2 separate regions of the Homo sapiens genome follow, and region 1 is linked to region 2. Evidence: chromatin contacts called from ENCODE Hi-C data. All regions are on one chromosome and are shown on one strand. The core of a region is the stretch at or near the end of the contact, and the rest is flanking DNA. Distances in the headings are between cores, read along the strand shown.

Region 1 (6,589 bases), core at 3,813-6,312, 1.8 Mb before region 2:
TCCTCTCCAGCACCTGTTGTTTCCTGACTTTTTAATGATCACCATTCTAACTGGTGTGAGATGGTATCTCATTGTGGTTTTGATTTGCATTTCTCTGATGGCCAGTGATGATGAGCATTTTTTCATGTGTCTTTTGGCTGCATAAATGTCTTCTTTTGAGAAGTGTCTGTTCATATCCTTCACCCACTTTCTGATGGGGTTGTTTGTTTTTTTCTCATAAATTTGTTTGAGTTCTTTGTAGATTCTGGATATTAGCCCTTTGTCAGATGAGTAGATTGAAAAATTTTCTCCCATTCTGTAGAAGGAAATTTTTTTAATAACACAGGAAAGATATCTGAAAATATTAATTTGGGTTCAGGGAAACAGAAGAGAGAGAGGCCCCAAAAAAAAAAAAAAAAGATGAGGGAGGAATGAGTGAGTAAAAAAAAATTGAAACAAGAGAGGAAGAAAGGAACAGTGGAGAGAAAAAAAGGAAAGGAGGAAGGAAGGAAAAAAAAGGTTTATTGATTTGCTCCTGTCAAGACAGATTACTTGTTTGGTGGGCTCTGGGAGAGTGGGCTATGGGACCTCATTCCCTCAACCAGAACATACTCCCCTAAAAACACTATCTCTCCTTAGCCACACAATTCTTGAACCACTGTCAGCATCTAGGGATAAGGCTTTTCAAATGGCCCCTCTATTTGCATTTGGGTGCACATTGCTGGAAAGACTTGAAGAGGTGGAAGGTGCTGCTCTAGCACCTTCTGGAGCTGTCCAGAAGAGAACCCATGTCTGTGCTGTGCCCTCACCTCATGCTTTTTTCTCAGGCTCAAGGATGGGTGCAGTTCTCCATGCCCCTGTTGCTTTCCACATCTTTCTCACAGTCTAAAGAATCATGACAGATATGTGCAAGCTCTGAATTAAAATGACTGGTGTGACCTATGTAAGCTCCATGAAGCAGATGGCATTTGAACAATAGGTAGGGTTTGGCATGCCAAATTGGAGGGTTGGGGAGCTATTCCATTCTGGAGAATCGTAAGACATTCCAAGCCCTTCTTTCTCCCTCTCCAGCTCATACATCCAGAGACTTCTCCACCAGACCTGCCCCTGGCTTCCTGCTGAGCCACCAGTAATTGCTACCTCAATAAAGATGTTACTGGCTCCAGTTTAGAAAGGATAAGGAGATCTGGGACTCTCAGCCTGTCTGCCTAGTTGAACAGAGGCGTCACTCCTTGTCTTTTTCCGACCCTTGTTTATCTCTTCCTTCCCTTGGCCCTTGCTTCATTTTGTTGTAATTTCAGCCACGGGGGAGGGAAACGAAAGTCAGATGTGGAGATATCATTGGGAACAAATGGCATTTGCTGTTAATGTGGGGGTAAATGGCCTCCACTCTGACTTGTGATATTTTAACTCTCTTAAGGAAGAAAGTGACACTGCAGTTCTCTTGTGCTGCCTGGCCCAAAGGCAGGGGAACATTATTCATCTGGATCATTAACCCTAAAATATGATTTTACCCACAGCAGCATTCCATGGAGGGCAGCTACTGTGGGAAAATTGTGACACCAGGCAGAGCTCAGGCAGGGCTGAGCATCAGAACCTCAGTTTCTTTGTACATCCACTGCTCACAAGCTGTGTGACCCTGGGTTAATTTTCCAGGACCTCAGTTTTCTCATCTGTAAAATGAAGATAGCAGCCTATACCTTGCCTACTTTGAATCGTGATGGTGAGGATATCCTGAGATAGTGTCAAAGCCTTAAGGGGGCTAAAACACCGTATAATTGTTTGTTACAATTACGGATTTTTTGGGTTGGTTGCCAGCACATTGCTAACTCTGCACGTTTTTAAAAACCCTTTCCAGTACCCAGTACACAACATTCTTCCATCTCTAGCTCTCCCTGGATCAAATCCTCTTCTCAGAAAAGTTTCTGGTTATCAACCATTTATGGGTAACATTATTCCTTCTTCCTGTCCCTGGTTTCTCTAGCTCCAAACCATTCTCCACCATGCCAGCAGAATTATCTCTGAAACAGACACACCATCCTACTCACAACCCCCTTTCCCTGTGGCTCCAGCTGCCCATGAGTTTATCTGATGCATTCAAGCAAAATTTAGCCATCTCCTACTATGCCTGCCAGGCACTGTTGTAGGTGATGGAACTGTAGCAGTAAATAAAACAGGGAAGGCCTCTGCCCTCCTGAGGTTTGCATTCAAGAAGAAGACAGAAAAAATAAACAGGTAGATAGACAAAGAAGATGCCTTTAGATAGTGATACACTGGATGAAGATAGTAAAGCAAGGAGAAAGAGAAGAGTGATAGGTAAGTGGGAAGTCTTGTGTGTTTGAACTCTATTCTAATAAGAGAAGCAGCAGACATGTGTAGCCCCGGGATGAGAGGGTTAATGGGAAAAAATCTGCAGTCACAGAAGCTTGGTTACAGGATAGGCCTGGCAGAGCCGAAGGATAGCAAGGAATTGTGATGTGAGCAAAGGGAGAGTGGCAAGAGGCATGGTGAATGGGAAAGCTAGGACCCTGGAGACTATAATAAGATTCTCAACTGTGTCCTACCTGCAAAGGGAAGCTTTTGCCAGATGTGAGGCAGGAAAATGACATGATCAGATTTACCTTTTAAAAAGATCACTCTGGCTGTACTGTGGAGAATGGAATTTTTGTGGCTGAAATTCCAAAACTGTCTCGGAAACCTTCACCAGTTGGGTCCAACTTCCATTTTCAGCTGTATCTCCTATCACAAGCACACACATCCTGCACTCTTGGCATGTTAGACTCAATATTGTTTTCTACATGCCATGTTCCTTCACACTTTTTAATTCAACTATTGCTATCTTCTCTTCTGGTAATGCCCTCCTGCTTCCCCAGATGCTGTCACATCATGCATCTGACGACCCATGCTGCATGCTTGGATGTGGGGCCAGAACTGGGGCATTCTTGAGAGCTTGAAACAGATCAGGAAGATAAGCAAGCAGTAGACATTTAGTGTGCTCCTATTATGTGCCTGGCACTGTGCTGGGCCCCTAGGATACAGGTGGAATGAGGCAGACCCAGTCCCTGCCTTCGTGGAGTTTATAATCCAAAGGGTGGGGACGTGTAAAAAGGAAATATGAAATAAATTAGGGATTCTATGCCTTGAAAGAAAATCAGGAGCTAGAAGTACTCATCTTGGAAGCACAAAATCATAGATTTGTGGTCTCATGGAATCTTAAGCTTATAGAATCAAATCATCCCAGGAGAAAAAAATACTAGGAATTAGAAATGAATATTTATCAAGTCTCTGGAGGATGGGGTGGCTGTATAAGCTTAGAAGTGATAGAAGAAATCACAAAGGAAAATACATAAAGCAAACTGGAAAAATACCCACAGCCAATATGACAAAGGATTACTATCTTTATTATGTAAAGAGCGCATGCAAATCAATTAAATTCACTAAGACCCAGTAGATAAGTGAGCAGAGGGCAAGAACAGACAATTCTCAAAAGAGGAAATACATGCAACTGGTTAACAAACACAAGAAAAAAAAACGTTCACTCTCTCTAATAATCAAAGAAAGGCTTATTAAAACCATGAGATAACATTTTTTGCCTATTGAATTAGCAAAGTTTAAACAAAAACAAGAGGATGTCAATGCTTTTGAGAATGGGATGATATAAAGAATCTCACGCATTGCTGGTAGACATGTCAACTAGGGCGACCGTTCTGGAAAACAATTTGGCAATATGCATGAAGACTCTTAAAATAAGATATAATTTTAGTAATTTAATTTCTGGGATTTTTTTTCTAAAGAAAAAAATCCAAAAATAGAAAAAAGATACATGCATGAAGATTTTTTTTTTTTTTTGTGGAGTATTATTTATAGTAGCTAACGCAGGGTGTGGGGTGGACATGGGGAGGCGCGCAAGAAAAAGCGAACTGAGGGGTACAGTTATCCATTTAAGGAAACATTTCATGGCCATTTAAAAACATGTTTGTGAAATTCTTATGCTCTGTACTAAAGTTAAGTGAAGAAGGAGGACAGAAAAAGAAATTGCATATTCAGTACGATCGTGTTCACAGGGAGACGATCATACACGCGCTGACTTAAAGATTTCCAGGTTGTCAGATAGATAAGAACATCCATAGAGCTGTTGCATGAAATGGTTTGGGGCCAGGGACTTGGACTGGGCCATCTTGCTGGTTCCTCCCCTAAGGTTAGAGATTTGGTGAAGAAATAAGAAGCAGTCCCAGGCTTCCTTGGAGAACTTAATGCTTTAAAGCTGTATAATTTTAAGAAACCTGACGGGCTTGACTCCTCCATTTTACAAATGAGGAAACTGAGAACCAAAATGGTTTGGTAACTTGTTCGAGGTGGCACAGATTTGGGGCAAAGCTGGGACTGGAATTTAGACCTTCTGAATTCAAACCAGTGCAGCCTCCAGTCTCAATGTGCCTATGCCTGAGTGGGTAAACATTTGCATTTATTTGGTGGCGGTGGCGGGGGGACAGGGGGCATTTGTGCTACATCTATACACTTGTGCCTGTGGATGTACACAGCCTGCATGTGTATTCAGCTGACAAGTAACCAACCATCGCGATTTGCTTGAGATTGTCCGGATTTTATCAGTCAGGCTGGGACTGTTGCTCACTCTGAATGTGTGTGTGTTTCACCCTGTTTCGTGAGCACGCGCTTTGGGGACATCCTGTGCATCTCTTGATATGTCTGGGTTTGTTTTTCTGCTCCAAAGAGGCTGCCCTTTGGCTCCAGCCAGTCCGTCTGCTCCACAACATCTCCCTCCGTCCCTGGGCCAGGCTTTTCCTGTTTTGCTGGCTGGAGGAAGAGAAGCTCGCGGGAAGCCCCAGGGTCTGGTTCCCATAGGCCGGTGTTCCTTTGCAGGCAGCCACCACGGCACCATCCAGCCGGCTTTTTGGAAGCAGGTCAACGTCCCTCCCAGCAGATCACCCAGCCTAGCTCAACCCAGAAGTAGATGTGTTTTCTTTCACCACGCGCTCGCCTCTTGCATCTCGCGGCTTAATTGGCACTAATGGGGGTGGAGGCCGCCTTTGGACGGCTTCCCGCAGCTGCCCTCTGCTGGTCGGTAGCCGCATTGGCGGCTGGAGCCTGGGGACCTGGAACTGTGGTTTCCGCCTCAGAGCCTGTGGGCCTGGAGACGCGTGTTGGCCACAGCCGCCCTGAGACTTTGGGAGGGTTATGATAAAAGACCTTATTACCAGTCCAGGCACACCTAACAGCCCCAATGTCTCCCTCCTTGAATAAACAGATACAAAAATGCCCTCATTGTGTCTGCTGGAAAAGCAGGGGTTATTCAATAATTAGCCTGTGTGAGCTGGGTGTGGTGGCAGGTGCCTGTAATCCCAGCTACTCTGAAGGCTGAAGTGGGAAGATCACAGGAGACCAAGAGTTCAAGTCCAGCTTGGGCAACATAGCAAGACCTCGTCTTTAAAAAATAAATAAAATAAAATTAGCCTTTCACTTCTTTGGGCTGCAACTTTATCATCCGTAAAATGGGCAGTGCAATGGCATCTATCCCATTAGGTCCTTAACCAGGAGTGGTGGTGTACACCTGTAATTCCAGAAGTTTGGGAGGCCAAGGCAGGCAGGTCACCTGAGGTCAGGAGTTTGAGACCAGCCTGGCCAGCATGGTGAAACCCTGTCTCTACTAAAAATACAAAGATTAGCTGGGTGTGGTGGTGGGCACCTGTAATCTTAGCTACTTGGGAGGCTGAGGCAGGAGAATTGCTTGAACCTGGGAGGCGGAGGTGGCAGTGAGCCGAGATTGTGCCATTGCACTCCAGCCTGGGCCACAGAGGGAGATGCCATCTCAAAAAAAAAAAAAAAAAAAAGAAAGAAAAGAAAAGAAAAGAAAAAACCAAAACGACAACAACAACAAAAAACATTAACCTGTAGTCCCAGGTGGTGTACCTGTAGTCTTGGGAGGCTGAGGTGGGAGGATTGCTTAAGTCCAGGAGGCCAAGGCTGCAGTGAGCTGTGATCATGTCACTGCACTTCAGCCTGGGTGACAGAGTGAGACCCTCTCTCAGACAAAAAAAGAAAGAAGGAAAGAAAGGAAGAGAGAAAGAGAGAGAGAGAAAGAAAAGAAAAGAAAAGAGAAACACATTAGGTCCTTGCGAGGCTTAGTGCAGAATGTCTGTAAGGAACCTCACCCTCACCTCACCTGCCACACAAGGAATACCAAAAAAAGGTGTCTGTTATTATCAACAATGATGCTGTTCTCATTGCAGTGGGAGCCAGTGATGACACGAGCGGGTCTTTTCTATAGCATCATGGTGGAAGGCCACGTGGAGGAAATGCTTTCCAAGCTGGCTTCTGCTGGATTGCTAGGATTTAACAAATATTTGTGTACTATTGCAATGTGCCAACTATTGTCCAAGAAATTATAGGGGTATAGAAGTGAATAATTTGCTGTTCCCAAGTCAGAATAACTGCACTAAACTTGAAATAATGTAAAGAACTTTTATATTCAACTGAAGCATATTTTTAAAATAATGATAACCGTCTCATGTTTGTCCAGTGTGTTTCAGGTCTGAGTCCTGTTCCAGGCTCCTCAGAGAGATAATGGATGTGAGCACTATAGAAAATAGAC
Region 2 (6,786 bases), core at 1,604-4,103:
CACCGAATATCCCTGCTTTCCAACTTTTGACCTTGCTGCAGTCGATGCAGACATGAGAATTTGCTGGAACTCAGACTTTCAAGACCCACTGGGCTCTCCAACGTGTCATGTTCTCCAATATTCATTAGCTGGCAGTGCACATATTTGTCATGGGCTGCTTGCTGCTTCACTTTCGTGTTTGGACTATGAGCAGGGAGCAGGGGTGGATAGAGAAAATATTGTGTGATGGGTAATAGTTTTCTGATCAGATAGATTTAAGGAATCTTATACCTAGATGTTTGACCTTACATGCTACTTAGATTTTCAAAGTTTCATTCTCATTCATAAAACAGTTATACCCACTGCGTTTCACTTTGCCCACTCTACTTGGCCATACCAACCTATTTACCTTTCCTTGATTAGGACAAATATGCCACTGCCCCAGGGTCTTTGCACTTGCACCTCTCTTCGTCTGATATGCACTGGGGCCTTCTCAAATGTCAGCTTATCCGAGAGGCCTTCTCTAATATAAAAAGCAACTCTGCCTCTCCTGCAATTCGCTAAGCCCTTAAACAATGTTTTTCATCATATTGCAAGCTGCTACACTATTATGTTTTAAATTTGTTTTATTTTTTGGCAACCCTAGAACGTAAGCTTTATGTGCACTGGGAATAAATTTCCCCCTTTTTTCTAGTTCTACCAAATTATACTTTACATAAAATTATAATGCATTTACTCATTTTAGTGCATATTTTCATGAGGTTTTGAAAAATAAATATACTGTGATCGGATATAGAATATTTTTGGTCACCCCCAAAAGTTCTCTGAGGCCCACTCCTCATCCTACACAACACATTGATCTGCTTTCTATAACTATAGATTAGTTTTCCTCTTCTCAAATTCATAAAAACTGAAGTATACAAAAAGTAATTTTTTTGTGTCTGGCTCCGTTCATTGAATATAATTTCAAGATTCATTCACATTCTTCTAATGATTAGTTGTTTGTTTCTTTTTATTAGTAAATAGTATTCCATTGTGATGAATATATCACAATTAATCTACTGACCTGTTGATGAACATTTAGGTTGTTTCTAGGTTGGGGCTACTATAAACAGAGCCACTATGAACATTGTGCACAAGTCTTTTTGTGAATATATATTTTCATTTTTATTAGATAAACACCTAGAAGTAGAATTGTTACTAGGTAATAGGTTAAGTGTATGTTTCACTTATCTCTAAATCTCTATTATTTTGCTGATATATCCATGCTATTTAGAACAGTGTCTAGCATGTACTAGGCATCCAATAAATATTCATCAATTGAAAAACTTTAACAATTAACTGTAAGAGTAGATATAAGTCCAGATCACTCTGTGGTCCAAGTTAGAGCTTTGTCCACTGCTTCAAACTGATAGATGGGGGGAAATTATTGATGTGTAGCCCCCATCTCAGACTTGGGTGGGCAATGCCTATGTGAGAAGCTCCTATGAATCCCTTGCTGAAACCATTCACGATAGAGCATGAGTGGAGACAACCCTGACACCCTGACATGAGGCAATGTTTCCCTGGCCTTTATATTTAACAGAACTTGCCTGGCTGTTTCCTTGCCACCAGGGAGCTGCTGTTATAATCCCCAGAGTTCTTCCTCTCCAGACTCTCACAATCCCATTATCCTCCTGCCTGGAGAGACAAGCTCATCTGACAACACTGCCAGCACAGAGACTCATGTGGATGTATTAAATTCACCACCTGGTGACTATAATTAAGATTCCTCTCCTTTGATTTATTTTGGTTGGGGGAAAGAAATCATTTAAGTTCTTGGAGGTGCAGATAAGAGATGATATATGTCCCAACTATTTCCATGATAGTAACACTTCCTGCCGCTAACACAGATGGAAACCCAACTTCAATCACATCCATACTTGACTACCCGTAGCGGAGGAATGATGAGGTGGTAGAGGGAAAAAAAGAAGAAAAGAGAAGTAGTCCAGAGGAAGGAGATAATGAGAAACATGCATGATATTTCTGGGAAAGAGATTTAAACCAAAGAAAGACGCACATCTGCTTGATACACAGAATTGTCTTTTCCAACTGAGAATGCAGCCCCTCTTTTCAATCAGTTGAAGAGTCGGATATCACCTTGAAGATGATCTAAACCAGGAGTTCTTATCCTGATATCTGGAGGTAGACTTGTAGGGAAATTACGAACTTCCGGACATTGAGGAGGGCAGTAAAAGTACCTAGCTTTCCTCAGTCTCTTAAAGCGGTCTAATGACTACAAAGACATTAACAGACCCAGTCAAATCCCCAAATTTTAAGTTAAAGATATTTAAATCCAGAGAGATAAGGAACTTACCCAAATTCATACTGCTGGTTTATGTCACAGGTAAAACCAGCACACAAGTTTCCTGACTCTCGTATTTGGCCCATTTCATCTTAGCGCTTGTCTGCACACCTGTTAGCAGGAGGCTCTGTGATTTGCTCTATATTCTAATCAGAGCCCCATAACAACTCCTGGAGGTGGACAAAGCAGGTGTAAGTAATGCCTTTCGATAGAAGAGAAAAACAAGCTCAGAGCAACTCAGGCAACTCATTTATTCAAGATGAACTTAGTAGCCCTAAATTGGTGTGGCTTCAGGGATCATGATTCTAATATCTCCTTCAGTCAACAACAGATCCTTACACCCTCAGGTGTGCTGCTCCCCAATCTCCAAGCCTGCACAAGTGTGGGTGTGGCTTCAGAGTACTGGGCCAATCAGACTATGTCACTCTTCCGGTGACTTTGACCCAAGGTGTGAGCACATGGTCCAAGCTGAGCCAATCAGAAACCTCATCTGGATTTTGGTTTTAAACTGAAATTGAAAGTGAGTTCTTGATCTCTGGTAAATGATTGAGGAAGTGACACCAAATGAAATGATTGCTGCATAGAGAGGGCTAGGAGAATAAGACTGGCAGAGCATGGATGAGGGAAATGGACAAAAACAAAAACAAAAGTCTTTTAACATAAATCCTTTGGTCTTTTTTCCTCAAGGCTTACTTTTCCATCACTTCCTTATCTATGCAATATCCTAGTATACTCCTAATAATTCTTTTTTGGGAGGCGGTGAAGTAGAGGAAAATGCTTGGATAAACTACATTCAGGGAGATATGCTATTTGCACCTGAGTTCTGCCTAACAGAATGCCTAAGTGTTAGTCAGCTGGCTTAAGCCCAGGCCATCGCCCTTGGACTCAGTCTCTTTGAGAAAGCCTTCAGTGTTACTTTCTACAGCCACTTACATACCTTCACTGTCAGCAGGAAGATGTCTGGGGGAATTGGCTTACCACTAAATGCAGGACCCCGAGGAATAGCGCGGCTCTCTCTTCCTTCTAATCTCAAAGTTAAGAGGAAGGTTTCTTATCCCTTTTCTTTCTCTCTTTATTTCTTTCTCACTTCCTCTCTCCTTATACTGGCTCCCTGGCATCTTTTACTATCCGTGGAGTTCTGATGCCCCCTGCTGCTGACTGCAGGCTGCTGGCTGCTAACTGCAAGAAACACAGGTTTCCCTGGTTGCAGGCTCTGTGTTGGTTGTCTGTGCTAGTTCTTCCGCCTCTCATTATGTTTTCCTCTTATGTGATCTAATACTCTGGCTGTGTTTTCTCACCGTCTTTCTGTGCCACTTGTATCTTTTCCCCCACACCCTCGTCTCAACATCTTTCTCATCACCTCTTTCCTCTTTCAGTTTCAGTTTTAGACTTCGTTCTCTCTGCTGTCATCTGTGTCTCAGTCTATTCTTGAATAGACTGGTTCCCTGCATCTTGAATTCCTGGTTCCTGCATCTTGATCTGTGTCACTGACTCAGCTTCTGTTGCACAACCTCACCCACTCATCAGTGGAATTTTTTTTGTTTTTGTTTTTTCACAGAGAGACTTGCCACATGTTCCTCTCATTGTCCTAAGATAATTTAACAAGCAGGTGATTAGCCTTAACTGAATAGGCAGGGTGGTTAGCTCTTTGCACAGAAAGTTCTTACAAGTAAAAATAAAGCATTTTCCAGGGTTCTAGAAAGTTAGATTTCTTCCACAGTTTTGTGTAATATTTGGCTTTTTTTTTTTCTTTCTGAGGTATAGGATTTTAAAATTTATACCTGGTGGGAACTAGAAGTGGGGAGGAGGTGAGTATTGGAAATCTCTGCGGCGAGTTCTAGATTGGAGAAGGGAGTTCTGGAAGTTATGGTTCCAGGGCTCCCTGTGAGAGGGCAGTGCTTCGGACATCTGTGCCTGAGCTGCTCTGCGTATGAGGTGCCTGCTCAGCAGGTCCTGTTGATGGATCGATTCTTTGGCTCCTAGGACTAATACTCTAAGAACCCCACTGGCCTGAGTTTGTTTTTCTGCCAAAGGGAGCTATCATTAGCATTTGAGACAAATACCCAGACAACATCCCCAAAGTGTATCTCCATCCGTCTGGGTTCACAGGAGGGAGGGCGTATGCTTGCTTATGGAAAGCATATGATTTACGCTAGTGCCTGTGGCTCTCCAAAGGAGAATGCAGCTTAGGGGTAGCATGAAATGGTGTGTACCAAACACTACCAGGCCAGGTGAACTGCATACATGATTCCACTGTCACAAGCATCCTGCAAAGGCTTGTTTTCTGGATTAAAAAACTGAGCTTCAGAGAGGTTAGGTACATTCATAGCCAGTAAGTAGCAAGGTTTAAATCTGCCTTTCAGGTGCAAAACCATCAGGAATATAAATCAAAAGCACAGGTTAGGTCATAAGGAGACCTTGGACTAAACTCTTTACTTCCCTGGGCTCGAGTTTCTCCATAAAGGTGATGATGGAGTCATCTCATGATATTCTAGGGTCTCTCTAAGTTGTAACATATCAAGATTCTGTCACTCTGTTACTCACTACTTTCCCTGACATCTTTCCAATTTGTTCTGCTGTTTAATTTATGAGAACATATATTGTTCTCATAAATTGTGTCCATAAATTGTACATTAGTGGGTTTCTCTGAAGGCAAAGATTATGTCATCATCAAGATTTGATTTCTCACAATGCTTAACACCTTGTTTTCAATGCAGTAGACACTAAGTTTTTGTTTTTATTTTCTGAAAGCAGAAAGAGTGGGAAGAAACAATTCAAACATGGAAGCTAGAGAGAAAATACAAAAGACAGGAAGAAAGGAAGGAAGGGGAAACATTAAAATGCATTTTATTACATTACAGGACTCATTTAAGACATAACGGAAGCTTCATTATTTGTTCACTTTTTGCCTTTAAGTGCTGATTCCTATAAAGGACCAAAAATATTAAAACATAAAGAATTAGGAGCCTGCCGAATATCAAATTGGGGATGAAAATGTCAAATCTCTCAAATTAGAAAGAAATTCAGGAAGAAGGCAGTATCTGTTCTAAAGGGTTACATGTTTGAAATCACATTTGTAGGTGTACATTTCTCCTACAAAGCAAGACGCCCTGGAGTGCAAACACACTTTTCCCAGCTTCAGGAAAACCACTCAGCATGCCACAGCTCCTGGAGGTGCCCGTTCCCACCATTATCACTGCCTCCCCGCAGCACAGCCTCTCCAGGACAGATGCTAACAATCGATAGCAAACACCTCACACTTAAATCCATCAATGAAAATACTGTTACAATAATAGCAGCGATTTTATGTGGCTACTGATTTCTTTGGGGCCTCCCAAACCCAAAGGTAAGAAATAATAACAGGTCATTTTTCATCAAGACAGACAATGCAGAAGGGTGATTGGAGCAGAGGTGCTTCCGATGAACTGTGTTGCCCATGTGAGCACTGCCAAGAAAAAGGAAAAAACCCACCTCCTGGGAGGCTCTTGTGTTTGGGCTGATGAAAAAAGCAATAAGAATCCTCAGCAACATAATAAAGACAGCACCAGGCAATCCCACGTTCCTGGGCAAACCCATCGCTGTGATTTTACCTGAGTCTGCAAATAAGATTGTGTGACTGGTAAAAGGATAACTATTATCCCATTTCACAGATGGACAAACAGAGACTCAAGGGAGAAAGTGGCAGAACTAGGGCTAGAACACAGAGCTTCTTCCTCTTAATCCATTATTTTTTTATTTGCTTTTTTCTCCCTTGAATTGAACAGAAAGGAGACAATCCAGGATATAGATCAAAACATTAAAGGAGTCAAACCAAATTGTGTTTTAGAAGAATATTTAATGACCTGGGGAAATGTTTACAATACAAAATGTAGTTAGAAAATAACTATATGTGCACATGTGTATTATAATTCTGATTATGTAGACATTTTATATAGACACATACACACGTCATATATCAACCAGGAAGTATCTCTGGATATAATGAATGACTTTGGCTTCTTCCTTAGGCTTTCCTCTACTTTATGCATTTCTTACATTCTGCACATATTTCTAATGTTTCTAAAAGTTAAGTTGAATATATAATTTGAATTAATAATATATATAAGTACAAACACACACCCATACAGAAGTCAAAATTAGATCATCTCAAGGGAAAAAAATGCTTTGCTTACTTTCTCTTGCTTTCTCTTATGGAGGATATAAAACTAATCAGTGATCGAATCCAAAGTCTCTGCTAGGCAATCAACATTATGACCTAAGTCAAATGCTTCATCTCTCACAGCTCACATTCTTCATCTACCAAAGAGGTATATTCCTATTTATTGCCTAATTTCTATGGTTTTTGAAAAAATAAATGACGAATCAAAATTTTGCGCCTTGAGTCCAAATGTATAGGCAGACAGGAAGCTGGTATGTGATGAGAGAGGGGGAGCCCTTCTCTTGAAACCACAAATTTAATCAGA

What was found. A loop is a pair of places that touch in the nucleus more often than their neighbours do. Pooled maps may share reads with other maps.
Region 1: a loop to region 2 is called in a map of endothelial cell of umbilical vein, with 29 times the contacts of the local background. The contact joins two enhancer-like sites. A Hi-C loop is called at or near these places in 1 of 168 maps with a recorded cell type or tissue (endothelial cell of umbilical vein), 2 of 37 single-sample maps with no recorded cell type and 13 of 50 pooled maps.

The regions. Positions count from the first base shown.
Region 1 is chr9:119,554,709-119,561,297 of GRCh38, reverse strand. No RefSeq gene overlaps it. Among named protein-coding and RNA genes, the nearest start is that of BRINP1, 190 kb to the right of the region's middle. RefSeq lists enhancers at 4,870-4,919, 4,870-5,390. Within about 2 kb of position 5,062, at least 10 of the 41 ENCODE cell types and tissues checked have a DNase peak (open chromatin) inside an H3K27ac peak, as active enhancers do.
Region 2 is chr9:117,780,043-117,786,828 of GRCh38, reverse strand. The region is part of intron 2 of LOC105376244 (a long non-coding RNA gene); the gene reads right to left. Among named protein-coding and RNA genes, the nearest start is that of TLR4, 79 kb to the right of the region's middle. Within about 2 kb of position 2,853, at least 17 of the 41 ENCODE cell types and tissues checked have a DNase peak (open chromatin) inside an H3K27ac peak, as active enhancers do.